4 separate regions of the Mus musculus genome follow, and regions 2, 3 and 4 are each linked to region 1. The links are chromatin loops, found by intact Hi-C in ENCODE. Cell type or tissue: heart. All regions are shown on one strand. Links, peaks and the distances in the headings refer to the core of each region. The heading gives the core; the rest is flanking DNA.

Region 1 (7,249 bases), core at 1,309-6,308:
ATATGTATACATCATGCAATCACCTTAAATGCATGTCTTTCCCCAAACACTTATCAGTTTTAGCGGCAAAACCTTCAAAATCTTTTAGCTCAAAATAAATCTCCGTTGGTGTGAATGTTAACAAGAAAAAAAAACTGCTGAAAAAAAAAAACCCACAAACTGTTTTTCCTCGTGCTCTGTGGGGGAAGAACATTCAAATTATGCTCTCGGGTCTCAGTCACTTACACTGATTTGTGGTTACCACTGGCTGAAGGACCACCTACATCGGGTCCTCTCCACCAAGATTGTCTGTCTCACTAAAGCACAGACTTAAATGCTAGGCGCATTCACTGTTTTATGAAGGCACTGCTCAACTTTAAGGAAAAGACCACTTTCTGCTTAGTGTTGAACGGGAGCTATTATGAACGTGACGTCAGCGTCCAGCTTCTCAGAAATTACTTTGTGCCATCATCCGTGTGATTTTCTGAAGCAGGAAAAGCAAACACTGCTGTGAGCACAAGTGGCTATGCCATATGAGGATAGCTAAGAGTTCAGAATGGGGCCACAGCTACTTGTGTGGAAAGAGGAGGCTTACCTGGTTAGTGGAGAAGGCTGCATTATTTCCCAAGGTGACCAAGGCCTTTTCAGTAATGACAGGATCGTCGGTTGACTCCAGCAGATACAGAAGTTTCTTAAGCTGCTCTGCATTTAAGATATCGTCATAGGAGCCATCGGTTAGGTCTTCTGCATAAGAAGGAAGCCATTTAGAATTCATTGAAACTCACCAGTAATGTGTTTTATTGTTAATGTGTGAAATGTTCAAACATATACTCTGATACTGGGCACAGTTGTTTGGCTTTTTAAAGGTCATGGACAATTTTCATGTGTTAAGAGAAAAACCACAGGACAGGCAAGCTACAAATCTTGGCATCTGCTAGGAAGAGGGAGATGGGAGAAGAGGAAGAAGGAAGGTCATGGCTTTAAAAATGCAAGTGGTGTCAGCCATGGAGGCTGGCCCGTGGGAGGGGAGGCGCTACTGAGGACCAGGGAGGTGCAGTGTGTGGGAACGCCTGCTTACACTTTTCTTTTGGCCAGAGTCTGAAAGAATAAAGAAAAGAAATATTAAGTCAAATGTCAGAGGCTCTGTAGATGGCTGCCTGGCATTGTTCATTGTTTTAAGCACTTTAGATGTCCCCCTCCCAGTGGGGACACACACACACACACACACACACACACACACACGAGTACACTGCCTTCAGACACACCACAAGAGGGCAACGGATCCCATTACAGATGGTTATGAGCCACCATGTGGTGGCTGGGATTTGAACTCAGGACCTCTGGAAGAGCAGTCAGTGCTCTTAACCTCTGAGTCATCTCTCCAGCCCCATTCCTTCTATTCTTACTGTTACAAGTTGTCAGAAATACTATTTTAATAACTTTTATACAATAGCATGTAGTTTTAAAAAATATATTAATACAATAAACAACATATAATTCTATCAATTCTCCATATGTGTCCATCTGGGCTCTGTATCTTATTTCCCTGATAGATTTTCATTAGTAATGATTGAATGAGTTTATATTATATAAGTCAGGGTCTTACATCAAGTTGAGTTATTTGATACTGTTTCCATCTTTTTCAATGGCCTCAGAGAGTCTTTGTTTGGGGAATACACTTGTTTTTGGAGGCAGGTTAGCCTAGACTGGCACTATTTCGTGATCATCCTACCTCAGTGGACTCGGGCTGGGATTAGAGCTAGGCAACACCTTCCTCTCCTGGACCAACAAACTTCACAGGAGGAATTACACACTTCTCAACAGTTTAAGGAGAAGAAGAAATAGATTTCTCTCAAATGCAAGGGTAGAACGTTGGGAAGGGGCTGTGGGCAATCGATTTTTAAAGCTGTCTGACCCTGGTTTTCTTTTCAGTACCAAAGTGTAGTGGTGGATGCTGTCAGACCCAGCAACCCCGGAGATGGAGACAGGAGAATCAGAAGTTCAAATTTTCTGCTATGCAGTGAGTTCCAGGCCAGGGACACATCAGATCTTCTGCCTTAAAAAAGCAAAACAAAAGACCACCACCACCACCAACAACAACAACAACAAAAACCCACCAAAGTATTCTTGTATAGAAATATTTGACAGAGAGAAAAAACAAACAAAACCACAAAAAACCCACACACAAACAAGCACCCTACAAATCAGGCTTTGTAAGGGCAAATGCTCATTTTCAAAAACTGCTTTCCTCTGTGACCAAAGGGGAAGGTTCTGTGCACTCCCCTTTCTTACAGCATTTCCTGGAGGAAATGGAAGGCTGGAATATAAATCCATGGTTGTTCCTGGTCCCTTCTAGTAAGTGCAAATTTTGAAAAGTAAATGCTAGTTGTACAACCCAAAGATGTGTTTTCTACCTGCCTTTAAAGGTGCCTTATTTTTGTTCTAGGGAAGGGCAATTAGCTCCCACCAACCTCAGTTTAAAAACAAATATATTTCTCTACCTTTGAGGCAAGCAGGTATTGGTTGGCAGGTTTTATTTCAAATAGTTTTTCCAACAGTTTTCACGACTTAAGCCATCCTTTTAGAAGGGTGTGTCTCCTGTTGGTTGTGGTTCTTATTCCCAACACACACACCCCGGTTGCAGGGACGCTACGGATGACTTAAAGGTACTTCCCAGGACAGGTGCCACAAAGTGCTGGCAGAATTGCATCTCAGGGATCCATTCTTCACATAGCACGAGCAAAGTTTCAACCCAGGCTTGAGGCCCCTGAGAACCTTCTCACAGTAAGGGGCATCTCTTTGATAACAACACAAAAGCTCAGGTAAAACTTTAAAATGAGAGGCAATCTACTTGGCTCGGAGAAACCTCAGCTCTTGGCTGTGAAGCCGAAGGGAAGTAACAGGACACTTCGGGCAATGTTTTCAGCTCTTATTTTAAACAAAGAAGTGGGAGCAGGGAAGCGGCTCAGGACCCACCCAAGGCAACCTGGGCTTCCAGAGTCGTCTGTCTACCTCCAGCCTTTCTCCCCATGCAGTCGCGGGTGTCTAGGGCACCTCCAACCCAGCCTGGCCTGAGGTGGGTCCGGAGCCCCGAACCAGTCCACCTGCCGGGCAGCCCATCGCCTCACCTGCGGATCGCGAAGGGCGCAGTCGGCGACCGCCTCGCCGCGGTCCCCGAGTCAGCCGGTAGATACAGTAGCAGGCGCCGGCGCCCAGGACCAGCCCTGCTGCCACCCAGCCCACGTCCCGCGCGCCACCCATGCTGCTGCCTCGGAGCTGCAGGGAGCCGAGGAGCCAGGGCCACACGCAGGTGCAGCTGGGCCAGAACCAGCCCAGAGAAAGGAAATGGGGTTGGAGCTCCGCCTTCCGGAAGCCGCCCTGCTAAAATCGGAAGCCCTCCCACCCTGTGTGCTGCGGTTCCTTTCACCAGGCAGGCGGGATGCCCCTAGTGCAAGCAGCTTTTTCCTGGACCAAGACCGGGACTGCGGCGCGTTGAACACAGACCCTAGCTCCGCCCCAACACTCACTCTCCCGTCCAGCCCTCTCATTTTACCCGGCCCCGGCCTGTACTGTCCTGCCCCGCCCCTCCCCGCTCTGCCCCGCCTCTCTGCACTCGCCCCGCCCCTCTCTGCCCCGCCCCTCTGCAATCGCCCCGCCCCGCCCCAGTTGCCCCGCCCCCTCCCTGCTAGGTTCTTTCTTCATCTCGCGAAAGGCTTGGACTATTTGGCACCTCCTTTGTGGTTGCTAGGCAACGCTCCGGCGCGTCTCTCCTCCTCAACGTGAACAGCAGTAACCTATGAAACGCATTCTGAGTCCTGCTTCTGACCATGGCTTCACTACGCAGTGCCACCCCCAGGCTAAGGAGCTACTTCAGGGACAAGTACATTCCTCAAATCTGTGAGGTACTGCAGCCACATAGCCTCTCACACAGTGGGCGCGGGGAAAAACTGGGAGAGGCAAGGAGATTCCCGGAACTGGAGCTAAGAAGGAGCAGGATGGGGAAGCTTGAAGTCAATTTAGGGTAACTAGAGAGAGAAGGGTAGGTTAGAGAAGACCGAAGGGTGCCGGTGGCTAAAACCAAGCCCAGGTGGGGATGACAAAGGAAGGGGACGGGGGAAAGTGACAATCTGCAGGGGGCGCAAAGAGCACAGGGCCTGGGTTGGAATCTCCAAGTGTCAACTACTAAATTCTATTATGGAAGAGCGTCTTGAGCAAGAAGTGAGTGGTGAGCCACTTGAAGACAAAAGACTTGAGGGGTTCTGGGTGTAGGCTTCGCCCCGCCTCGTTGTTAGCAGGAGGGAAGAAGAGTCACCTGCCTCTACACACAGCTTCACAACACACCTTTTTAGAGATCGCCACCAAGCAAAACCTGAGGTCTTGGTTTCAACAAAGAAATGAATTTCGGGGCCAACTTGTATGAAGCAAAGCTGGCTTCATTAAACGCAGGAACAAAGGTGCTCCAGTAGAGAGAGTAGAACACACCTGGTCAGACAATTGCGGGCTTCTGAAGGGAGAGTCGACCTTAAGTGTTGTCTTCACAATGCTGACATCAGTATTTTTTCTTGTGACTTTCAAGGTTACATTTCTAAATGTTGCCAAGAAACTACTACCCCTTTTCTTTTTCTTTCTTAATTTCTTTATTCACTTACTTCCCGATTGCAGCCCACCCCTCTCCTCCCCTCCCAGTCCCTTACAAGCCCCTCCCCCACTACCCCCTTCCCCCTATCAGAGGAGAAGGGAAAACCCTCCTTGGGTACCACCCCAGAGTCCCAGAAGGATAAACATTCCCCTTTTATTAACATCACCCAAAGAGTATAGTCTGTAACAAAGTTAGATTAAAAACCGAAGTTTCTTTTTCTCTCAGTAACTAACATATAGTGCATTTATGAACAGCTTCATTTAGTTCTGGGAGTGGGGAGGCCAGGAATTCAAGATAATGTGTCATTTTGACCTTATGTAAGCAGAGCCTAATTACTGGCCTCGACATCCTTGGTTGAAGTGTCTGGAGATACAGCACCCAGCCTCAAGTGAGCACAGTTGAAGTCCATTAGGTTCTTACCCGCAGACTTAAAGTCCTTTCTGAGCAGTGAAAGTAGATCAGTTCTGAAGGAGCAGGGTTTCCTCCTCTACCTCCGCCTCCAGTCCCCTCCAGTCCCCTCCAGTCCCCTCATTCTGCCCTGCCTCGGGAGGACAGTATGGTATTGAAAACCAGGTTTTGTACTCCTGGGGGCAGGGAGCTGAGAAATCACTGGTGACTCCCATTTATCTGTATGTTATGTTACGCGGTGTATGTTATGTGGTGATACAGCGGGAGTTCTGAAATGGGGCGAATGAGGGAGTTCTAAGGGAGAGAGAAGAGTGCCATTCAACCTCCAGGGCAATTGGGCACAACACTTCCTTTTAGGATGGCTTTTCCCCGTGATTTTATCCAGATGATCCCTTCAGTCACCTCTGCTCACACATTAACAGCAGGGGCAAGACAGGTTTTGGGCACACTCATTCACTTTCCCTCAGACCATTAAGGTGACTTCTATTCTGCCAGGTCTCTCTGTACTTTGTACTTGTTGCAGTTATCTATGCATGTTTGACCTCTTCTGAACATTGCCTGTGTGTTCTAAGTAAACCTAGTTGTCCATCCACAACACTGTTTCCCTACAAACCTGTGTACACTCTGATAAAGGAAAAACCCAAACCAAAGCCTACCCATGCCAGTGGTTTGTAATGGTTTGTAAACTCTTACTTGCCAGGGAGACTGAGGCTGAAGCTTGCTTGAGCCCAGGCATAGGGATGGTAAGACTCAAAAATAAAAAACACAACCAAAAAATAAGCAAAATAAAACCTCAACACCAAACCAAACCAAACCAAAACCACAACACTTGCCTGATCTACTAAGCTTATTGAATCTGCTGATTGATATTTAATTTTCATTGGTTTTGGAACCAATTACTTAAATCTATTGTTATTTTTACCCAATTCTTTTCTATTATAGGAATCCAATCATGAATATAATAAAATTCTACCCTTGTCCTCTGTTTTAGCTTTTGTCCAGCTACCTCTTTTTTGTCTTCTGGATGATATTTTGGATATTTTTCATTGACTTATTTAGTGGATTGCTAACTTTACTAATTCTGCTTTTTGTTACATCTCATCCCATCTGTTGAATACAATAAGTGAAATCTTAATTGTAGATAATGTATTTTTCAGTCTTGGAATGCCCATTGATTCCTTTTAATGCATTCCACTTATTAAAATTATAAAGATACTTTTTCATCTATTTTGCTATAATCTCCTGTTTTCAAACATGTTAATGATTGTTTTGTAAAAATCACTCTCTGGAAAGCTGGTCACACATGTCTATAATCCCAGTTCTTGGGGAGCTAGGACAAGAGGCTTGCTTTGAGGCCAGGCTGGGCCACATGTTGAGTTCAAGACACTTGGTAAGCCTGAATAAAACAAAAACAAGAAGAAACACAGGTTCCTTCAACATCTGGATAATTTTTGGGTCTGTTGTCTGTTGTTTCTTTTCTTCCAGTAATTACCTCTACACACTGAGTGATTTTTTTTTGTTGGCTATCAAGTAAAAGAGAACAGTAGACATTCTCCACAATGCATTCTTCAGCAGAGAAAGTCCTCCCTTTCCTCACTCTAGAGGGAAGAGCTGAGCTCGATCCAGGCGGATGAAGCTGGCTGCTGCTCTGCTGTGCTGCAGGAGTCCTCCCCTTTTCCTGTGAATCTCTCTTAGAGTTGTGCCAGCTGGCTCCCAGCTTCCTTCATGAACACCCTAGACCCAAACATATTTGTTACTGAGCAAGTGATCACAAAAGCTGGCTGGTTTTCTTTCTACTAGTGGCAGACTATCCTCTGCCTGGACCCAGTCTTCATTTTAGACCCAGAGCTGGGAATGAGAGCTGAGCTTTGTCAGTTCGCTGAGGAAGAGTCTTCCTCCCATGGAATTTTGACCACTCTCCAGTGTCTTACTCTATGTAGGATGCGTCCACCCACGTAGAGGCCGGTGATCAAGACTGGCTCCTTAGTAAGTCACTCTCCTGAAAGTTGTTCTCTGACTTCCACACATGCACACACAGTAAATAAATGAGTTTGTCAATCTACAAATAAATAAATGTTAAAAGCATAAAAATAAAAAAGTAATATTATTCTGTCAGGAAATACTCTTTCTCTGTCTCTTTCTCAGATCATGTGATTGCACTTACATCGAGCTAGCCTTCCCCATCACTAGAATCTAATAAGATGTTCTTGCCGTCTAAGAATA
Region 2 (7,191 bases), core at 1-5,000, 140 kb before region 1:
GATAGGTGCTAGGAGAGTTGAAGTTGTTAAGAAAGGGAAGAGCGAGACACAGCAACATTGAAAAATAGTTCTTAAGGTAAAAGAAATTTAAAACTAAGTATGAAGATAAAGCTAAAAATGGTAAAAAACAAAACAAAACAAACAAAACAAAACAAGAGCAAAAAAGAGGGGAGTGGGGGAAAAAACTAAAAAAGGTGTGGGGATGAAGATTACATCCAAATTTTGACTACATATCATACATGAGTGAAAAAAAATGTCAACAAGCCTAGTCTCTGTGGGAGTCATTTGGCAATAATGATACCCCTGCTTCTAGAATTTAGCCTGTAACTTCCATGTGATAGGTTCTATAACACGGTCATTTGTGAACTGTTAACAATCGAAATCTCCACCAATAATTAAATGTTATTGTACTACCACAACATAGGACAATAAGCACATGGAGGGAACAGCACTTGCTATCACGAAATCTCTAAATTCAAGATGCTGATATACAGCAAGACACATTATGACAGACACACTCGAGTCTTGTTAAAAATATCTAGAAAAAAAAGAGTAAAATGGCAATTCACTTCGTGGCTGGAATCATGGGGTCAAGATGAGAGTTTATCTCTTCTATCTCTCTTGTACCATCGTGTTTCAGGATTGTCGCTACACAGTGACAATCTGTAGCCAAGCTGCTACAACTGGGAAGGAGGGAACAGGGCCGGGAGGTAGAATTCACAGCCCACCTGGCTGGCCACTTTTTGAAGACCTGCAAGACTTCAGGAGATACAGAACCTCAGCGCCTGGTAAAATATTCGAGGGGGCGGACGTGAGGCAGACAGACAGACAGACGGGGCTGCGGCCCAGAGCGGTCACCGCTCGGATCTAAGGCCGGCAGGGCACCGAGGCGGCGGGAATCCTGCGCCTCTGCGGTGCCAGCGCCGGCCGCTCCCGGCCCGTGTCCTCTCACCTCGGATGGGCTTGTCGTCCTTCTCCTCCTCTTTGGTTTTCCGCTGGTCCGCACCTAGGTAATCCGGCATTTTAGAAGCCGCAAGTGCCTCCGCGTCTCGGTGATTACACAGCACCTTTCCCGCTTCCGCTGGTGTCTTCCCTTTCTCTTCCCCACCGGAAGTAGCTCCGCGCCCGGGCGCCGGTTCCCTGGACATCTGGGGACTGCACGCACGGCTGACGGGAGGAAGGGTTGTCTGGTGGAAGGAAACGCGTGTTCACCCCGCTCCCTCACAACTCCAGTCTTTTTTAGATACCCGAATAGGAACGTCCAAGATTAGCCCTAGCTCAGTTGATGACCTAAAATCGTGATTTAGTCACTAGTAAATAATACACATAGGCGGGTAGTTTATTTCATCTCTAAATAGTTTGCCTCGCAAGACTGGAAAGGCGCTACAGAGCAGGCCTTGTAGAATGCCTGGCAGTTTGGACGCAGTTAATTGGTGGCTAGATCTACAAATTGAATAAAGATAATGCATTTCTGTTAGGGAGTGTGTATCCAGGTTATACAAAGATCCACAACAAGAAAGGAATCTGGTTGTTATGACAGGAAAGGAGGAGGGAAGATTAAAAGATAGAGGGAAGGAAAGTAGGTAAAGAATTTGGACATATTTCTCTAGAGGAGATACACAAATGCCAATAAACGGACGCATGAAAGGATGTTAAAATCAAAAGCACGTCATTCTCTTTAGGATGGTTCCTCCTCCTCCTCCTCCTCCTCCTCCTCCTCCTCCTTCTCCTCCTCCTTCCCCTCTCTCTTTCTCTCTCTCCTTCTTAAGACTGGCTCTGCGTGGTCCTGGCTATCTAGCAACAGATCAGGCTGTCTGAGAACTTAGAGGTATCTGCTGCGACAAAGGCTGTGCGCCACCATGACCGACCCATGGATCACTATTATGTTTAAAAAGAAAGTTTGACCGGATGTTGAAAAAAAAAATAGATGCTGTTTACACTGTTGGTGTAAAATACTGCAGTGCTTGCGAAAAACTGAAAATAACTAAAATAAAATCTATATAAACTAGTTATCCTACTGCTAAATATCAAATGCCAAAAAGTTGGAAATAGGATTTCAAAGAGATCCGTGTACAGCCCTATTTATAGCTGCATTAGCAAAGGCCAAATGAAGAATAACCCAAGTACCCAAATACATAAGATGGGTAAACAAAAATGTGGTTATGGGAATATAGTATTATTTGGCCTTAAAAAAATAAATTCTGTGACCATTATACTAGTGAATACACCGCTCACATAGAGACAATGTTATAATATATAACATTATTAATATAACAATACAATGATATATAGTTATATGATTCCACTTTTATGAGGTACCTAGAGATTGGTGGTAGCTCAGCACTTGGGAGATTTAAACAGGATATTCACAAGTTAGAGGCCGGCCTGGGTGACAAAAGTGAGTGAAGTTCTTTTTCAAAATTATTTCCTCCGTCTTGCTCTCACGTGAAAAAACAAACAAAAAAACAAAACAAAAACCAAAACAATCCTTTTCACGTAGGAACTGATGCGTCTAGGAACTGTTCCTTCGAGCTCCTTGGTCTCCGGTCGGTTTAGAGTCACAGAGGAAGTAGGCGGCCGCGCGCATTGGCGCGAGGCCGTGGGGGTGGGGTTGGCGGCCGCGCCGTGCGAGCCCCATCCCGGAAGTGCTCACTGGTCGTCTCCATGCGCCGGCTCCGGGGCGTAAAGCCTAGGCGCGAGGCTCAGACCACAGGTAGTGCGGACGCGGAGGGCCCTGCCTGCCGGCCGTGAGCCGCGGCGTCCGCGGGACCAGCCCCAACCAGCATGCTGCTCCTGCCGAGCGCCGCGGAGGGCCAGGGCACCGCCATCACCCACGCTCTGACCTCCGGTACGTGCCCACCAACCCAGTTTCCGCCCTGCCTCGGGCGCCCCTGCCCCAGCCCTGTCCCTAGCAACCCCTGGCTCGGTAGCCTTGACCCCGGCAATCTGCTCCGGGACTCGGGGGACTGTGACGAGCCCCTGCTGCTCAGTGCTGTAATTTGAAGTGTCCCCGGTTTCTCGGAAAGGAGGGTGGGGGCGTCTTCCTTGTGCACCTGTGGTTCCTTCATCCTGGTGAGGCTGCTGACTCACGGAGCGGGCTGAACAGCTGAGGACCGAGCCCTCCTGTACCCCGAAAGGCCCCCTAAGGCACCCCCCCTGCCCACGGCGGAGCGACCCCGCTGCACGCACCCGCGTGCCGGGAGAGATACAAAGCCTTGTAAACGCTGTTCAGCCCTTCGCCTCCACCTTTGCTCCCGGCTGTGTATTTTGCTTGTCGGAACTCAGAACTTCCTCATTCCGTTGGAAGCCCCCTGTGAATGCTCCTGGACAGCTTGGCGTACACCAAGGATGGTTAAAAGCACAACTTAGCCTCCTGCTGTAGGGGTTTTGGTTTATAGCCCTGCACGCCAGAAAGTATTTCAAGTGTCGGGTCTCTCATTTTAATGATCTACATTAATTCCCATAGCCGCTTACCGTGGGCACTTGTTGAATATAATTTTTAAATGTTTCCCATGGCACGTGTTGCGTTTGTGTGTCGCGGTAATCCTGTAGTGAGGGAAAGGCTTCCAAGACACGGTTTTGAAAGCCACGCCCCCGCTACTCAGCCGGTTCATTTTCGCGTTTGACTCCTCTCCTGTGTTAGGTGGAGGAAATCTTAATATCATAAGCCAGTTAAAACGTGAAAAAGAAAGGGTCTTAGAAAATGATGCCCACAAATTGTGCACCAGAAAATTGCCCTTTGATTTCTTAAGAAATTAAAATTATGATCTTTTTTCCTGACACAGATTACCATTTTTTAATTTCTGTTATACATATCTACAGTTATTTATTCCATGTTACTTTCTCTACAACAGTTTAAAGCTTTAAAACTGCATTCGAATATTCTAGGAACTGGGTGAGATAGGTATTGTTTCCATCCTGAAATGATTCAATCTGTTTCAAGAAATTTACAGTTCTAGATTAAAGCCCTGAAATTCTGGGTTTACATCCAGCCTGTGTTATTAAGACATAGAAACGGTAATGAGTTCTCAGCATTGGCTTGGAAAATTGTCTATTTCAACAGATTATTGTTAGAGAATCCTTAGAATTATTAACCATTTTAATAGCTAATCTGTTAATAATTAAGATCGCATGAGTGTGCAGTCTTTGTTTTTTGGTAGCTTTTTATCATTTTTTTTATTACTATTACTCGTTTCTTGCCTTCCCTTCTCACATCATCAGGAAAATATTGATTAGCTGCTGAAATTATTTTCTTATGCTTAAAAAAAATAACTGATCAAGTGTTTTTGAGTGCCACACAGCATGTGTGCAGAGATCAGAAGAAAAGTCCATGGAGTCAGGTCTCTCCTACCTTCATATGGGTTCTGGGCATTGAGCTCACCTCATCAACCTTAGTGGCACATCAACTGGAAGAGACTGCTGGAATAAAAAGATGTTACCAATGATAATTTGTTACCCAGGGTGCAACTGGGATTTTTATAGTTGGTGGTTTTAAAATTATATTCTGACATCATTGTTCTGCTCTCCCTAAGAAACTGTGTGGCCTTGAAATAGATGTGTTCCATGCAATAAATTAAGTCTTACTGTTCTCCCTCACAGCCTCTTCAGTCTGTCAAGTTGAACCTGTGGGAAGATGGTTTGAAGCTTTTGTTAAGAGGAGAAACAGAAATGCTTCTACATCTTTTCAGGAACTGGAAGATAAGAAAGAGTTGTCAGAGGAATCAGAAGATGAAGAGTTACAGTTAGAAGAATTCCCCATGCTGAAAACACTTGATCCCAAAGATTGGAAGGTATTTGCTATGCAGAGCTTTCGCTCATTCAGAGCATCAAACTTAGGCTGCATTCCTAGTTTCCCATTAGTACCCTGTATTTTAAGGCAGTTCAACATGATAGTCATAAGTAAGCTCTTAATTGCTAAGCCCATAGTATGCTGTTTCAGCCATAGCTGTCAAGCAAGCCTTCACAGCGAAAAGTAATGTCTCTGGGAATGGTGATGTGCACCTATAAACGGAGGACTTGAGAAATGGAGATGGGAAAGTTAGAAGTTCAAAGGCCTTGACTACACAGCAGTTAGAGACTAGCCTGGGCTACATAAAGCCCTATCTTTTAAAAAGCAGACAACAAACTCCAGCAGATCTTTAAAACAGGAGTGGCAGTTAATGAAGTAGAGAAGGGAAAAAAGGCATTCTGGGTAGAAGACAGAATACCAGAGACACAGGAGTGAAGAATGTCTGACCACACATGGGGGATCAAGGCTGTGGAAAAGTAGGCCCAGAAAAACCTAGTCTAGATGTTTATGCTATATTTTTAAAGCTATATTTAGGAATGAATTAATATCCTTGAAGACATTAAGTCATCAGCGTTTCCCAGGCTAGCCTCAGGGAGATAAGTCACTGGAGTACGTGTAAGACTGTGTAAGTTCAGCCCCAGAACCCAGTTTAGAAAGTCTGGGGATTTGGTAGGGGAGCAAAGGGGACAGGAAGAATCAGAAGACTTGAGGTTCTGAGCAAAGCACGTTATGTAATCCCAGCACTGCGGTGGAAGAGACGGCTGTGTGTGCTTACTGATGAGCTAGTCCAGATGCAAGGTGGACCCCAGGCAAGTGAGAGACTGACTGGAGGAGGGAAACGCTTGACTGCATGAGGAATAACACTTGAGCGTGTGGTCTGGCCTCCACGTGCACACACACACAAGCTCACATGTCTCTAAGGTTGAAAAGAACCATTCTGTTGGCAATGTGGAAACTGAGTAATGTTCTGCACAGGCAGAGCCTGTTGATGGAGATGTGTAGCCAGGGTTGGAGGAGTAGACTAATGGTAGCCAGGGCTAGGATGCAGACTAAGGAACGTTGCAGGGAGTTTTGGGTCGAAATATTAGTAAAGTTGTCTTATAGTTGGTTGGACATTGGTCTGTGGCTCATTAAGAGTCTTTTGGACTCATGTGCATAAAATATCAAGAAGGCTGTATTGTCATCCACGACTGGCGCCTAACTTACATGACTGCACAATGACTTACATTCTTTTTCTTGTTGGTTGGTTGGTTGGTTTTGGTTTTGTTTTGTTCTTTTGATATGGGGTTTCTTGGTGTAGCCCTAGCTGTCCTGGAACTTGGATCTGTAGACAAGACTAGCCTTGAACTCATAGAAATATTTGGGCCTCTGCCTCCCAAGTGCTGGGACTTAAGGCATGCTGCATCACCACTCGCCTACTCATTTACACAGAGCCATTCTGTACAGAAGCTCTGGATTCTGCTACGGATGCTGCACTTCCGTTTGCTTGCTTGCTTGTGCTGCTAGAGATGGAACTCGGGCTCATTTCATGCTAAGCAGGTGCTCTGTGGCTCCAGCCTGAAGCCTCGCTTTGGAAAAATTTTAATGATATTAAAACATGAGGGTTGGATGTACTCTGTTCAGATTTAACTCCCTTTTGTGTGTTTATCAGAATCAAGATCATTATGCGGTTCTTGGACTTGGCCACGTCAGATACACAGCTACACAGAGACAGATCAAAGCAGCTCGTAAGTACTTACTTAGTATGGGAGGTATAACTCCAAACTCGGGGGTGCAGCACCCTGAAGTTCATGAGACCCCATCTTAGAAAGGGAAGGGATTAGGGGGACCTTGAGTGTTCTCAGAGTTCAAGTCCTGCAGGAAGAGATCAGAAACCCTGTAAGAATCATTGCCCATCAAGGAAACGGGTTTCGTTTGTTTTGGGTTTGGATGGTGCTGGGAATCAAACCTGAGGCCTTGAGTCCTGGCCAGCTCTGCCTGCCACTGAGCTTCATGCCTAGTCCTCTGCTCTGAGGATTTCTTCCAGGTAAGAGAGAAACAGGGTCTTGCTGTTCAGACCTTAGATCCATGTCCGCCTTCCAAGTGCTGGGATTGTAGACGGTTAGGTATGATCACCATGTTCTCGTCTAATTAAAAAATTAGGTCTCTTTTAGTTTTGCTTCCTAAAAAAGATTTTAATTTTGAAAAATTAGATGTGTGTATCTGTGTGGGTATGTGCACGTGAGTGTAGGTGTGTATCTGTGTGGGTATGTGCACGTGAGTGTAGGTGCGTATCTGAGGGTATGTGCACCTGAGTGTAGGTGTGTATCTGAGGGTATGTGCACCTGAGTGTAGGTGCGTATCTGAGGGTATGTGCACCTGAGTGTAGGTGCGTATCTGAGGGTATGTGCACCTGAGTGTAG
Region 3 (7,249 bases), core at 1,306-6,305, 55 kb before region 1:
TTATCTTCTTCCCTCTCTCTTAGAATGATCCTTGTGATTACCTTTACAGCCCACCTGGGCATTTCAGGCTAATTTACCTGACATAAGATCTTTAATCACTGCATTACAACTTTCTTTCTATAGAAGGCAACACTCACAGATTCCAGGAGTCAGGAATTAAGTGTCTTGGGTTACTGGTGGTGATGGGGGTTATTCAGTTTACTACACAGAATCATATCCTAGTCTCTGAATTGGAAACATGAGAAGATATGTACCAATGCTTTTCTAGAGACATGGAAACCCAAGGTAGATGAGAAAAGTCAAGACAAGAAATGTTCCTTAATGGCTGTTTATGGAGAAACAGATAGACCCACACAGTTTGGTCTAGTCTGATCTTGGCAGGGAAGAAAGCTATATTCTAGTCTGTATGTGCTCACAGTAAATGCCATTCAACAATGCTTTAAAAATAATTATTACTGGATGTGTGCATGATATGTGTATGGGCATGTGTGCCATAGTGTATTTGTGGAGAACTGTGTCATTGGTTCTTGCCTTTCAGGGGCTGAATTATGTTGGCAGGCTTGCATGGCAAGCACCTTTGCCTGGTGAGTCCCCTTGCTATCCCCAACACTTTTGAACTGTGCATTTCAGGTGATTAGGATAGTGAATTTTCATGTGCTTTTTTTTTTTTTTTTCCTTTTTCACCATAAAAAGCAGCAGCATTTCTATGAGAGTTGAAACTGTTCTTTAAAAAACCTTGAAACAAATGGAAACTATGGGCTTTTGCCAATAGTTGCTGACTAATGGTCCAAAACAGAACAACTAGCCACTGTTATCAGCACCCTCCCCTCCTTTATCAATTACCCCCGTTGTTTTAGATGAACAGAACAGTACAACTACAGTGGCGGATTGGGACTAAGTACTTGGGAGGTAGAAGGGAGATTTTCTCACGTCAAAGATAGTTAATTTTAAAAAGTGATTAGAATTTAGTTGTCTAAGTATCTTCCTGTCATCTCTTGGCAGTATACATGTGTTTTACATATTTTAAACAATTTTCTATTAATTCTTTGAGAATTTCATACAACATATTTTTAATAAATTCACTTCCCCCATTCTGCAACTCTTTCCCACTCAACTTTGAGATTTCTTTTTTCCCTTGCCTATATTTTTTAATAGTTAGGAAATCTTTGAGTTGGTAGCTCCATAAATACAGATCTGATATTAAAGTCTTCTAGAAATAATTCTCTAGTGTTGGCCTTCAGGAAAAAAAATTACATTGGTCATTAGCTACTTTTAGGGACTTGTGTAAATTTACTCATCTTTATTAAAAATGAGCAATTCAGAAAACGAAGAGTTAGCCTTACGTTCTGAGTGTTCCACTTCCTAAGAGAGACATAAATAGGAAAGGCAAATAAAACTCACTCAGTTCAGCAGGTCAGAGTCTAAAATTAAACCATGAGTAAAACGCTTAGGGTGCAATGTTCATTCTGTCCTAAGTGAAGGAGAACAAACTGGAGAGGGTTTGCTCTGCAGGATAGAATTTGTTGTACTGATTTGCTTCCTTTGGTTTCTCTAGGGAAAACAACGAATTCTTCCATAGTTCTGAAACTTCTGTAGTGTTTGCTGGGTTGGGAAAACAAACCTTACTGCATACTGTGATCCTTCCCGACACACACTGGCCTTGCTTATCTAAAACACTAGCTCCCTGAGGACTCCTCTCTCCACCATGCTAAGAGGCACTCCATTTTCATTTTCTGACTCATAGACTCATATCTTGTGCTGAGGTAACTACTCTGTGAACATGGCGGCATGTCAAACTAAACCTTTTACTTTTGTATGAAAATGCTATTGTGGTTGTGAAACCCAGAATATTTCTTCTTAGAAGAGTCAAATGATTTAAGCATTATTGTATCAGAAATTTATCCAAACAGCATGACAATGCAGACCCATTTTTTGTGTATATAAAATGTGTTCACAGTGACTGATGGAATAAGGGCAAGAAATGACATGTTTAAAGTTCCCTAGCAAGGATGCTAGGAATCGAAGCAGTAATAGCAGTCTGTCCTTTGGGGTTGAATTTGAAGTGTGTCTTCCCTTCTTTTTTAAAATTTGCTAATGCATGTCGAGAATTATTCAGCCCCACCCAGGCGCAAAAGAGCTATCAGGAATAAACTTTAAACTTTTGCTAGTTTTACACTTAAAACTAGCAAAAGGAAAACAATCAGTTACAACTGCAAACTACCCTGAGGAAATCAAGTATACATCGATAGTGTCCTGCAGTATTAGATAGCTATAGTCACTTTCTAAATGCATTATAGTTTGGTTTGCATATTCCTAGCGTATCTGTACTAATGCCTGGTCTTTCTTTTCTTTTTGCTAACACAATCTCAGACACAATCTATTTAGTTCTGGTCTATGAATATATCTCACAAAGACCTTCAAGAGTATTTAAACTGTCAGCCTATCTATTTACCATTGAATTCTGTATGACTTTGCAAGTTATCTCTTGAAATAATTTCAACCAGTTAAGAATTTCAGAATTGTAATTTTATGTTTTGATCTTATCCTGAGATTTCAAAAAGCCAGACATTTAGAACATTATATGCCGAAGGCTGACATAATTTAAAATGTAACTGAGTACACAAGGTAGTGGAGCCATTTATACTCAGTACTCACTATATATAATCAGTGTCTGTAACCGAGCTCTTTAGTCAAGACTGTCAGTGCTGTTGTACATAGTGGGCCACGACAGGCACATTGGGCAACCAGATTCTTCTGGGTTTAGCAACTGTCAAGGAATGAGCTCACGTGACCTGGAAGGCTGGGAGCCAAACTGGTCAGAGAGCTTTGCGGTATCAGTTCTGCTCGCTGCGCGGACTTTACCAAGATGGCCTCGAGGCCTCTGCGCCTCTGTCCTCCGGGGCAGCCATCTTGGTAAAGGCCAGGCAGGGGGTGGCTCCCGGTATGACCCGGCTGCAGCCTGGGACCGCATGGTCAGAGACGACCGCCACCAAAGATGGGGAGGCGGCGCGTGCTGAGGCGCTGCGTGCAGCTGTTGGTGTCCTCAGCGGAGCTGGGGTGGCCGGGCCGAGGGAGGAGAGACGCGGGAGGAGGGCGTAGAGCGGCTGGGCCCGCAGAGCCGAGGCCCTCAGGCGAGGAGACGCGACGCAGCGCGCGCCTGCCTGCGCTCCGCGCAAGGTGAGCCCGCCCCTTCGCTCCACCCTCGCAAGATGGCTCCGCCCCTCGAGCTTCCGCTCCGTCCAGCAGCCTCGCTTCATCCCGCCCTCTAACCAACTCCGCCCCCCGCCTTCCAGCGCCGCCCACCGGCATGGCCCCGCCCACATACAGCGCGCCGCCTTCCCGGGAACCTGAGCGCCTGCGGGTGAGCCTCCCTGCTGTTAGCCTGGATCTTCGCGGGAGGCGGTTCGGCGACCGCGGTTCCTTTTCGTTGGTTTGCTCCTTAGTCTCGATATCTGCGTGGAACAGCCTTTCTGGGGCTGTTCGGATACCTCGGTGAAGTGCAGCGGGTTTCGAGTAGGTTTCTAGCACCCAAGCCCTGCCTCCTCCTGGAGATGCACTTGTGAGTGGCAGGCTTCTTTTGAATTACCGCACCTCTGGAGTTGCGGAGCTTGCATCTCTGGATCCGCTTACGTGAAGAGCCACCGCGTTTTTAGGCGCCCAGAGGGAAGTAGCTGTATTTGGGATTTAAGATCTACCCTTCCTGCTGCAGACTCCCTGGTTACAGCTCCACGATAGGAATACAAGTGGGTGTATCTTCATTTGGTTGTATGTAAATGAATGGGGTCCACAACTTGCTCAGAGCAACTTATTTCAGCTTCGGTGTAGTATTTATGTCCTAAAAAAATCCATCCCCAAAGCATTATTGCCGTTTTTCTTAAAGTAAGAGTAACTTATTTAACCACAGAATGAATAAAAGTACGAGGCGGGATTAGAGAAGGATGGCAATAGACCTTTTTCTTTCTTTTCTTTTTCCTTTTCTTTCTTTTGTACTGTGTTTGCTCATTAGATCGGCTATTCTTGATGGCGGTTCATATGGACTCCTCTTCCCAAGGAGCGCGGTATGAACCCGGTTGTTGTGAATATGCGTTCAAGGTCTCCAGTGGAACCTGGATAATGTGTACTAACAGTCAGACCCAGAAAACATTAAGGGATTGAGAAAAGTCAACAACATAAAAAAAAAAAAGTCTGGGATTCTTGCTTTGCCCTTACTGTAGGCTGTTTATACGTTGTTATGCTGTGACTTGCATGGGTGGTTTTGGCTTAGCATGAAGTCAGAAAGCCACTTTTGCAACACACTTCTCTTAAATTAAGAAATAATTTTCATCTTTATTAACAGATGGACGTATAACAGTTCTGTTTTGTCACATTGGGTAGAAGTTAGTGGTAACAACATGATTTAGAAAGAAGTTACATAATCTTTAAAAGGGTGATTACTTGTATCTTACAACAGTCTAATTAAAAAAAATAGTTTGATTTTTGTTGTAAGGAAATGTTAGCTCTGTTAAAGATTTAGGGCAAAAATGTGCATTTAAAATCAGAATCTAAGAGGAATCGAGGGTTTGAAATGGGTGTAAGTCAATTGGAAATACAGTCATAATTTTCAAAGATTTTATTTTGTTAATATTTTTACAGGCTTCATCCCTTCACGAATTATATAGCAAGTGTCCAAGAGACAAACATCTCTAGTGTATTTATCATGTTTCCTTTTCCACCCACAATTCCAAACTCGATCAGACAGATTCTGATTCCAAAACTGATGATTTTTTATTTTTTATTTTTATTAGATATTTATTTACATTTCAAATGTTATCCCCTTTCCAGGTTTCCCCTCCAAAAACCCCCTATCTCCTCCCTCCTCCCCGTGCTCCCCAACCCACCCACTCCCGCTTCCTGGCCCTGACATTCCCCTACACTGGAGCATAGAACCTTCACAGGACCAAGAGTCTCTCTTCCCATTGATGACCAACTAGGCCATCCTCTGCTGCATATGTGGCTGGAGTCATGGGTCCCTCCATTTGATCTCTTTGGTTGGTGGTTTAGTCCCTGGGAGGTCTAGGGGTACTGGCTGGTTCATTTTGTTGCCTCCTATGCAAAACTGTTTTCTAATGTTTGTTCAGTGGGACTGTTTAAAGACATTTTAACGTAAGGGTTCTGTCATAAGGTCAGGGATGTTTTATTGGAAAAGGTTTTGGTTATACTTTAGTTCTTTGAGTCACTCCTACCTATTTGTTTGAAAGAAGTCTTATATTCTTTTAGGTATTTAGAAAGCCAAAGGGATTTTTGTGGAAATTTAGTTTATATTTTCACTTTAGTTTGTTTTCTGTGTGCACGAGTGCGTATGTGTATTTGTGTGTGCATGTATGCGTGTGTTTCTCTTAGTGGTGCATAGCTGTAGCTAGAGTGGGGTCTCCCATTCCTTTTCATTCTATATGAGTAAGAATGTGGCTGCATGGAGCGCCCTGTCTATGTAGGTACTATAGATTAAAATAAATACAAGTAAAAGTGGTTTAATTGAAGTACTATTAGGCATGTATAACATTGGCATGAAAATCAGTTCCAGTGATTTCCACTGCAAGGTTGAAGCAATCGTCTTTTTTTTTTTAAAGATTTATTATTTATTTATTTTATGTATATGCATACATTGTATGCTGTACAGATGGCTGTGAGCCATCATGTGGTTGTTGGGAATTGAACTCAGGACCTCCGCCTACTTCAGCCCAAAGATTTTATTTATTATTGTATGTAAGTACACTGTAGCTGTCTTCAGACACACCAGAAGAAGGCGTCAGATCTCATTACGGATGGTTGTGAGCCACAATGTGGTTGCTGGGATTTGAACTCAGGACCTTCGGAAGAGCAGTCAGTGCTCTTACCCGCCGAGCTATCTCACCAGCCCGCAATCGTCGTTCTAACGACTACATTCCTGAAGAATTCTACATGTCTATAACTTACTGCTTTACTTGACCCATCTTTTGAACCTAGTAACCATTTATTCTGTTTTTATTTAACTAATTGACTTTTACACCATGCTATGTATGTTCTTGGCTAGCTCCAGGAGCAGTCCATACATAGTTATACTCATTCTACTGCCAACTAACCTTAAATGATGTATTATAACTTACACTTTTTTTGTTTTGTTTTGTTTTTCGGTTTTTCAAGACAGGGTTTCTCTGTATAGCCCTGGCTGTCCTGGAACTCACTTTGTAGACCAGGCTGGCCTTGAACTCAGAAATCTGCCTGCCTCTGCCTCCTGAGTGCTGGGATTAAAGGCGTGCGCCACCACGCCTGGCTACACTTTTTTTTTTCAAGATATTTTTGGATGTTTATTTTTAGTTGATCTTGCTGATCTAAAGTACCTGACTTTATTAATACTACTCCATGGATTAAAGACAAGAATTCATGAACCTGGGAGATTTTAGCCATTGGGTACTTTAAGGCAATAACTCTGATTCATGTTATACAGATGAAGCAGGCAAGCCAAGATCACACAGTATAGGTTGCCAATGCAGTATATACTGTACCTTTAAACTGGATAAAAAGTTGGGGATAGCCATTATCATTGGCTGTGGAGTCATGGGACTAGATTTAGATGGATCAGCATAAATCAAAAGCCTGACTGAAAAACAATTCATAGTACTGAGTGTGGGAACGCATGCTCATAATTCCAGCATGTCGGTGAAAGAGACAGGTGAGGGATTGTGAGTAGGAGGCTGGTCTGGGCTGCATAGAGGGTTCCAGGCCAGTTTGGGATATGTAGCAAAACTGTCTGAGAAAAAGCAAAGGGCAGAAGCTAGCATGGCTTCTGCCTGGCACGCTGAACAACCAACCCCGTTACTCTTAAAGAGAGAGCTCTGTGTGTATATATAGTTGGAACTTTCCATACCAAGGGACACTAACTAATGACCAAATAGGAAATGTCTGATATACTCATGTGATTTTCTAATCCTCCTCAGTTAGAAGAATGAAGTTAGGACATCAGCGATCCTTTAAACCGCTCACTTGTTTGTCTTGCTTTATCAGACCCTTGGCCTACAGCTATTAGATGACCACAGTCATTTGTTTTGGAAGTTATTTTCTGTGTTTGAAACCCCTTGCTCAGTCTACAGAGATAATTGTTCCCGTTTTAAATGTGTGGGGTTTTTGTGTGTGTGTGTGTGTGTGTGTGTGTGTGTTTTTTAGCTTGCTTAGAGAACTCATTGAAGGGCCGAGCTCACCCTTCCTTCTACTGTAGTTAAAGAGCCAAGCTCAC
Region 4 (7,249 bases), core at 1,311-6,310, 760 kb after region 1:
GCACCACAGGGATGTTCTTAACCTCTCTGCATACTTGCAAACTTAAGAGTTTTGCATTTAATTTCAAGAGGTGCTAAAATAAAGCACCCGAGGTCAACACATTGAAACATGTTTTTTGAGGCAGGATTTGTGTATAGCCCTGGCTATCCTGAAACTCTGTAGACCAGGCTGGCATCAAACTCAGAAATCCACCTGCCTCTGCCTCTTCAGCACTGAGGTTAAAGGCATGTGCCCCACTGCTGGGTGCATAATGAAGTTTTTGAGGATAGAATGACTGATATAAACTTTATATAGTTTTTATAAACAGCAAGACTGAAGAGGTGTCACTGGCTAAATAATCCACACAGGACTGATAACTATACTTGCACATAATCCTTGTTTCTTGTATTTTTAAGTATTTCCTTGCTAGAGCAGACCACTAAAAAACTTGGGATTTTGTTATTACCCAGTGTTTAAAGATCCAATGACAGGGGCTAACTTTTATATCACTGTTCTCTTTTATTTTAAAATAGATTTCTTTTAAAAAAAACTTTTTATGTGTATGTCTACATGTGTGTGCCACATGAGCCCAGAAAAAAAATGTTCAGTGCTAAGATTCCTTCTGAATGTGAAGATTACCTGGCACCCCTGGTTGGTATCGCCTGGTACTAGAGTTACAGGCAGTCCTAATCGCCTTATGTAGGTACTGGGACTTGACTCAGGTCCTCTGATAGAGTAGCAAGCATTTTTAGCCAACAAGCAATCTTTCCATTACCCAGAACCTTAGCTCTGTTACTCTAGAATGCATCCTTATGCTTGGAAAGCCCAGTACCCAGTACCTCTCACTGCCAGAATATTTTTAATTTCTCTTATTTTTTTTTCAATGCTAGTATCACTAAGATAATTCTTAAGAACTTCTACTTTCAGTTGGGAATTCATTAACTTATACCTTAGCTTAAGGTATAAAGATGTATCTAATCTTCATGTATGGATTTACATTTCAAGATTTTTTTTTAATCGAAGCCTTGCGACCTTTAAGTGGAAGGGCAGATACAATGGGAATCAGAAGGCAAACTACATGCAGTGGAGTAAGGCAGCTTACTCAACAGAGGGCAAGGAAATGGCAAAAGCTGAGTAACATTTTATTCCTCTGATCACGTGGTCATGAGAGTGTGAGAGGCACAAGTAGGAAAATTTCCTTCTCTCCTTCCACCACCCAGGTCCTGGGGACTGAGCTCAGGCCATGGGCCTGGGTGGCAAGTGCAGCATTTACCTGCTCTTACCATCCCAAGAACAACTAAGTAGGAAAGTAATCTCCATGACAAAGCCACTGGCAAAAGACAGAGTGAAGACAGGCACACAGGAGAGAAGGGAAAGGTCACCAGGGGGAGAGGTAAACAAAAGGTGAGAGTGATGCAGGAGAAGCAGGGACAGACAAGAAGAGCTGTGGTCAATCTATTGCTAAAGTCTGCACATCTCGAGGATGCTAATCTTGGTAAACACACACCTGTTGAACTTTAGCAGTTGGATGCTGATGTCCTAGCACCTTCTCACTCTCAACTATTAGCAGTTTGTTTAGTTTGCAAATGCTTTGGACTGCAGGGATTTGGCAGACAGAGCTCTGCCTACATAGCCTGGCCAGCCTAGAACTTTGCTTACATAGACCAGCCTGGCCTTGAACTCTATCTAAAGAGCTACCTGACTTGACTCTGCTAGGACTTAAAGGCACAGGGGTATAAGGAACTGCTCACATTAGGTTAAGTCACGGAAGGCAATTTTCTGTACCAGTCTTTTACAAAAAATAGAATATAATGGAATGAGATTAAGTTTGGAAGCAGAGGTGGAGATGTGGGCAGACTGCTTAATTAACTGTGTGTTTTTAATCCTGTGAATTATGTTTGCTCAGTCCTAACCTCTGATTTGGTCAATTTAAAGAACCTTTAACAAAGTTTTGTGATTATTAATATCCTTAAACACAACTTTTCTATATGGTACAGGATAATACAAACTTTTTTCTCCCCCATCCCCACCCCCTTCAGGAACAAGTGCCAAGTCGAGTGCAATGACTATAGGCATTTTAGGACAAGAGGTGAAAGGAGGCCAGGGCCTAAGCTTATTGCGGTTACAAGTTTATAATTGTGGGTGGAAACAAAACTCGGTTGTAGAAAAGTATTCTCAACAATGGAGATGACCTTCCTGACATTTAACTGACGTTTAAGGATTACATACGCTGAACTACAGTGGTAATACAAGGTTCCAATTTTACAAAGACATACTGTTTTAATAGAATTTATTTGGTTTTTACCACCATTTTCTCTCTATGTGTTGGTCCAAGGCTAAGATTTGCTCAATAGATATTTCTCACTTAAGGTGGTTATATCTGTACACAGAAGGTGTTTTTTTGTTTTTGTTTTTTTTTGCCCGTATGATTCCGGATCCATTGTTGAAACCTTCAGAGTTTCTTTCCCCACACATGGAAATACACACCTGCATCTAGTAATTAGTTGTGCGTAGTAGACTCATCCAAGGTCCTTCCCATACCATTCCATTTCCCTTCTCCCGCTACTCTTAATACTTATAAATGAACTCTCCTTACCCGAAGACAGCTCTGTTTAACCAGCTCACAATTTCCTTCTCAAAATAAGTGGCCTCGCTGCTTACAACTTGGTTGACTTTAGGGCTCATCTGCCCTGGAACGTGAGGATCCTGCTAAACTATCCTGGTCTTTGGTTTGGAAATGCCCATGGTGGTTTCGCGGGAATATCTGGACTCTCCCAAACTCATGCTGGAATTTAATGCGTTTTTTGCAAGACGCATCCCATAGCCGTCGTGCAAACGCGCCCGCACGCAGCATGAAGGGGTGAGGTCACCCGGAGGCAGCACGGACAGGACAAGGGCCGAGCTCCCGACTCACCTGGTAGAGCGGCTGGCCGGAGAGCCGAGAGGGCAGCGAAGGTCGGGAAATCCGCCAGTTTGGATCCTAATCCTCTTCCACACTTTTCCCCCCATTAAATTCTTAGGCCCTCACATGATAATTAAGGAGAAGACATAGTTCCGCCTCTCCAAACAGCCGCAGCTGAGGCCCTCCGCACCTCAAGGTTCCGCCCACATCCGGGGCTGTTCCCGCCGCCCTTGGCCTATCCCGGAGAGCAGAGCGAACGGCGTTCGGCGCTCACGGGCCCGTTTTTCTTGTTTATTGGTTCATTTGGCCGCCAGTAACTGACTGCCCTCCGTTTTAGAGCGATAAAAAAGGGAGGCAATGACCGCGCCCCCTGGGCCCGCCCCTTAGTCCTATAGGTTGGTAGAAAAGTCAGTTTTCCGATCACGCCCGCCGTCGGGCCCGCCCTCGCTCGCCGGGACCCTCCCACCCCTCTCGCCCGGTCCCGTAACCTGCGGGCTGCGGCGCAGACTCCGTGGTCATGCGAGGAGCCGCGGAGGAGGCGGGGCGTCCCGGGAGGCGGAGCGCGGTGCGGGCGGCGCGAGCGGCGCGAGGGTGGAGGCAGCGCGCCGCCGGCGGCGGGGCTGTAGCTCTTTGGGCTCCAGCGGCGGCACTAGCCTTCGCGACTCTGCGCGTCTCCTAGCCGCTTCCCAGCGGCGCGGCGCCGGCGGCTACGGTAGGCGCCACAGCTCCATGCTCGGCGGGCCATGTGGAGGTCGCCGCACTCTGACAGGATCCCAGGGCTGTGCGGACCGGGCGGCGGAGCGGCGGGCGGGATGGGGGCGCGGGCTTCGTGGTCGCCGTGGCGCCCCCTGCCACGGGCACCTGCGGGCCCCGCTCGGCCGCGGCCCCCTCCCTTCGCCGGGGCGCGGCGGCTGCGGGCCGGAGCTCGGCGCGGTGTGGGCGCGCGCGCCCCTGCGCTCCTCTGGCTTGGGGTCGCGCGGTCCCCAGAGGGCGTGTGGGGGCGGCGGGTGGCCGGGCCGGGGCCCACGCGAGGTCCTCTAGCGGCCCGAGGCGCGCGCGGGCTCGCGGAGCGGTCGCCCTGCGTGCAGGCACTGCCCGCGCGGAAGGGCAGCTGCTGCTCCCGCAGCTCCGGCGCACGGGAGTTGCGGCTCCTACAGCGACCGCGGAGGGGCGGCTACCCGAGTCTCGCGCGTGGGCCTTGGCAGGGCATTTCAGGTCTGCAAACAATGCAGTGGTCCATAGGCATGCTTCACCTTGTTTCCGCCTCGTGTTGACAGCCAGCGTTCTAGTATTGTTCTGGTATTGTGCTTTCTAACTCATCACTGCCTTGTTAAACTTCAGGAATCATTTTGTTAACCATTTTATTTTTGTCCGGAGAACACCTGGGGACTGTATTAACATGTGCTACTGGGAAAGTACAATGTGGAGCAATTAATCTTCCTTGTGGGTTTTACATACTTGGGTGTATGTAAATTAGGTATGCAATTTACAATTGTTTTGTCAGTGGTAGACGTTGCTTACTTTGATGTTACTTTACGTGTAATACTTTAGTAATTTTTTATTGCTTTCATCAAACATTTTTAAGCGTTTCTTGCCTTTTTTCTTTTTCCGAGTCTTTGATTTTAAGTGATTATGAATTTGCTAGGTACTTTTGTAAATCGTTTTTCCTAACACTGGACTTCCACGTGCACTTTAGCTCAAGTCCTAACTTAGGTTTGGTGTACAGGCTATAGATTAAAAGGGAAAGAAACGGGTGTTTCTGTGAGTTTTATGATTCAGACTCTAGACCCCAGAGGAAAGAAATCAGGAGGTCCGGGTAGACTGAGCCATGTCTGGAACCAGAAAACAAGGTGGTTCCAGGAAATTTCTTAAGTTTTTCCCTCTTTGGAAGTAGTCTGCCTCCTGCACAGGGAAGCAGTTGAATGCATTAGATAGTATCAGAACTATCTAATGTTGGGTGGCGAGGATTCTGAGTTTTAGTATATTGTAGTAGATCATAAAAATGTATTTATTTCAAGTGCATCTAACTGTGTGGGCAGTCTTGCATAGCCAAGCTTGCAAGAGTTAAATATTTTAAAGGTCAAATTGGCACTGGAGAGTTGATGCTAAAAATAAAGATGACCTGAACAGTTTTTAAGTGGAAACCTTTTTGGCTTGTTCAGTTTATGTATAATTGTAGGGAATATGTAATGCATATATCGTCACTAAGAGAATTTATGTTAGTATGTTGAAAAAAATGAAGATCATAAATTAGTTGGATTATTTATATATTATATTATGTCACATAATCCAATGAGTAATTACTATTCTCTATTATTACAACTAAGATTTAGTTAACTAATGGTTCGAGATTTTAATGGTAATAAGTTGATAGATTCACTTGTAACCAATTTAATTACAAGGACTACATTTCAAGTATGCTTTTGGACTACAGTTAAATGGGAGTAGACTTGGTAGAAAGAGACTAATAGACAACAGTGTTGCGGGGTGATAAGCTGAGTCCAAGCTCTTTCTCTTGAAACACTTTCAGATCACTGTGTAAACGCAATTTTGAGTGTTGTTAAAGATGTAGGGACGAAGTCAATCACTGTCACTCTTCTTAGGAGTCAGCGGGTTTGTTTTTTTTTTTTTTTTTTTTTTTTTTGGTTTTCGAGACAGGGTTTCTCTGTGTAGCCCTGGTTGTCCTGGCACTCACTTTGTAGACCTGGCTGGCCTCGAACTCAGAAATATGTCTGCCTCTGCCTCCCAAGTGCTGGGATTAAGGGCATGCGCCACCACCGCCCAGGACTGCCAGGCAGGAGTCAGCGGTTTAAGAGGAGCGATACTTAAACAAAGGATAGCACCTTACTGTGTTGTGACTGTGTGGAATCTGGCTGACTTTATGGAGAGTTTAAAGGATAGGTACTTGGGTCACGTGTGGTAGCATGTGCCTTTAATTCTATCTAGGTTTTGAGAGCCAGAGACAGGGAGATGTCTGGATTCTAGGACAGCCAAGTGTACATAATGAGACCTGTTTTAAAGCAATAACGACAAAAACCAAACCAAAGGGGTTGGGGAGATGGCTCATTGGTTAAGAGCACTGGCTGCTCTTCCAAAGGACCAAGGTTCAAATACACATGCGGGCAAAACATCAGTGCGCATAAAAGTAACACTGGCTGCTCTTCCAGAAGACCTGGGTTCAGTTCCCAGCACTCACATGGCTGCTCATAACTGTAACTCCAGTTCCAGGAGATCCAACATCCTCCTCACCCAGACATACATGCAGGCAAACCATCAATGTAAACTTAAAACAGAAAGAAAGAGAGAGAGAGAGAAAGAAAGAGAGAGAAAGAAAGAGAGAGAGAGAGAGAGAGAAAGAAAGAAAACCAAACCAAAACAAGATAGTCACTAGAGTTTGAATACCTGTTGATCTTTTTTACTGTGAGCATGATACCACATCAGTTTCCTTATTTGTTGAACAGAGAGGATAGTACTTGTAAGTGAATATTAAGTACTAAATAAAATGATAAGCACTGAACAAAGAAGGAAGAACATGTATCTTTTATTTTTTAAGAGAATGGTTGGGAGGTCCAGGGAGGAGGTTTCTTTTTTTTATTATTATTAGATATTTTCTTTATTTACATTTCAAATGTTACCCCTTTCCTGGTTTCCCCTCTGAAAATACCCTCCTCCTACCCCCTTCACTTCCCCCCGCTCACCAACCCACCCACTCTGGCTTCCTGGCCCTGGCATTCCCCTCCACTGGGGCATAGAGCCTTCACAGGACCAGGGGCCTCTGGGAGGAGCTTTCTTGAGCATTGGAGACTTAAGTAGTTTCCATAAATAGAGAAGGAAGGAAGATACTCCATACAGGAGAAGACAGTCTCACACCATGAGTCTAGCTTGAGAGAATGGGAATTGTAGCATTATATATAAGTCCTTGTATATCAACAATAAATGCTGATTTGCATAGATTGTGTCTCGGCAGAGTGAGTATATCCGATTTTGAAAATCAGAAATTGCCAAATAATCATTTTAGTTATTTTTTTTTTTTTTTTGTTACTGTGACAAAACACCACGACCAAAAGCAACTTATAAAACGTATTTAATTTGGGGCTTATGGTTCTATAGGTGAAGAGTCTGTGACCATCATGGTCTGGGGAGGCTGGCATCAGGCAGCTGGAGGGTCCTGAAATAGTAGCTGAGAACTTACAAGTTGATCCACGAGCATTAAAGCAGAAAGAAAGAGAAAAACTGGAAATAAATGGGCTTTTACCCCCAAGTGACGTAACTCCTACAACAAGGCCATCTCTCCTAACTCTTTCTTCTCTAACAGTTGCTAACTGGAGGGCCTAAAATAAGTGAGCCCGTGGGGGCCGTTCTCACTTA

Evidence for each region. A loop is a pair of places that touch in the nucleus more often than their neighbours do. Peaks named below come from ENCODE experiments on the same cell type or tissue, not always from the same donor. Only the 100,000 strongest peaks of a DNase experiment are listed, where the experiment ranks them.
Region 2: it touches region 1 in a loop (3-fold over the local background); 2 of 42 quality-filtered maps call a loop at or near these places.
Region 3: it touches region 1 in a loop (7-fold over the local background); 13 of 42 quality-filtered maps call a loop at or near these places.
Region 4: a loop joins it to region 1, with 11 times the contacts of the local background. A loop is called at or near these places in 3 of 42 quality-filtered maps.

What each region holds. Positions count from the first base shown.
Region 1 is chr5:21,642,094-21,649,342 of GRCm38, reverse strand. Fbxl13 (F-box and leucine-rich repeat protein 13) reads left to right here and starts at 3,738. Exons shown (of 21, transcript NM_001199632.1): 1 at 3,738-3,881. The coding sequence starts at 3,807. It overlaps Armc10 (armadillo repeat containing 10), which reads right to left and starts at 3,337. Exons shown (of 6, transcript NM_026034.5): 1 at 3,108-3,337; 2 at 575-723. The coding sequence starts at 3,240. In heart, for the core only: a CTCF peak has its summit at 4,112 (motif pointing right); DNase peaks (open chromatin) are centred at 3,392 and 3,742; H3K4me3 peaks cover 2,308 bases; H3K27ac peaks cover 1,079 bases.
Region 2 is chr5:21,780,646-21,787,836 of GRCm38, reverse strand. Dnajc2 (DnaJ heat shock protein family (Hsp40) member C2) reads left to right here and starts at 2,672. Exons shown (of 17, transcript NM_009584.4): 1 at 2,672-2,848; 2 at 4,600-4,790; 3 at 6,441-6,516. The coding sequence starts at 2,785. Psmc2 (proteasome (prosome, macropain) 26S subunit, ATPase 2) reads right to left here and starts at 1,090. Exons shown (of 12, transcript NM_001368661.1): 1 at 953-1,090. The coding sequence starts at 1,022. In heart, for the core only: no CTCF peak of the experiment used is centred there; DNase peaks (open chromatin) are centred at 1,096 and 2,626; H3K4me3 peaks cover 3,744 bases; H3K27ac peaks cover 3,120 bases.
Region 3 is chr5:21,697,469-21,704,717 of GRCm38, reverse strand. It overlaps Napepld (N-acyl phosphatidylethanolamine phospholipase D), which reads left to right and starts at 3,322. Exons shown (of 5, transcript NM_178728.6): 1 at 3,322-3,513. In heart, for the core only: no CTCF peak of the experiment used is centred there; DNase peaks (open chromatin) are centred at 2,917 and 3,247; H3K4me3 peaks cover 2,008 bases; H3K27ac peaks cover 1,763 bases.
Region 4 is chr5:20,878,300-20,885,548 of GRCm38, reverse strand. It overlaps Phtf2 (putative homeodomain transcription factor 2), which reads left to right and starts at 3,425. Exons shown (of 18, transcript NM_172992.3): 1 at 3,425-3,593. Tmem60 (transmembrane protein 60) reads right to left here and starts at 3,096. Exons shown (of 2, transcript NM_177601.3): 1 at 2,894-3,096. In heart, for the core only: a CTCF peak has its summit at 4,083; a DNase peak (open chromatin) is centred at 3,188; H3K4me3 peaks cover 4,076 bases; H3K27ac peaks cover 2,856 bases.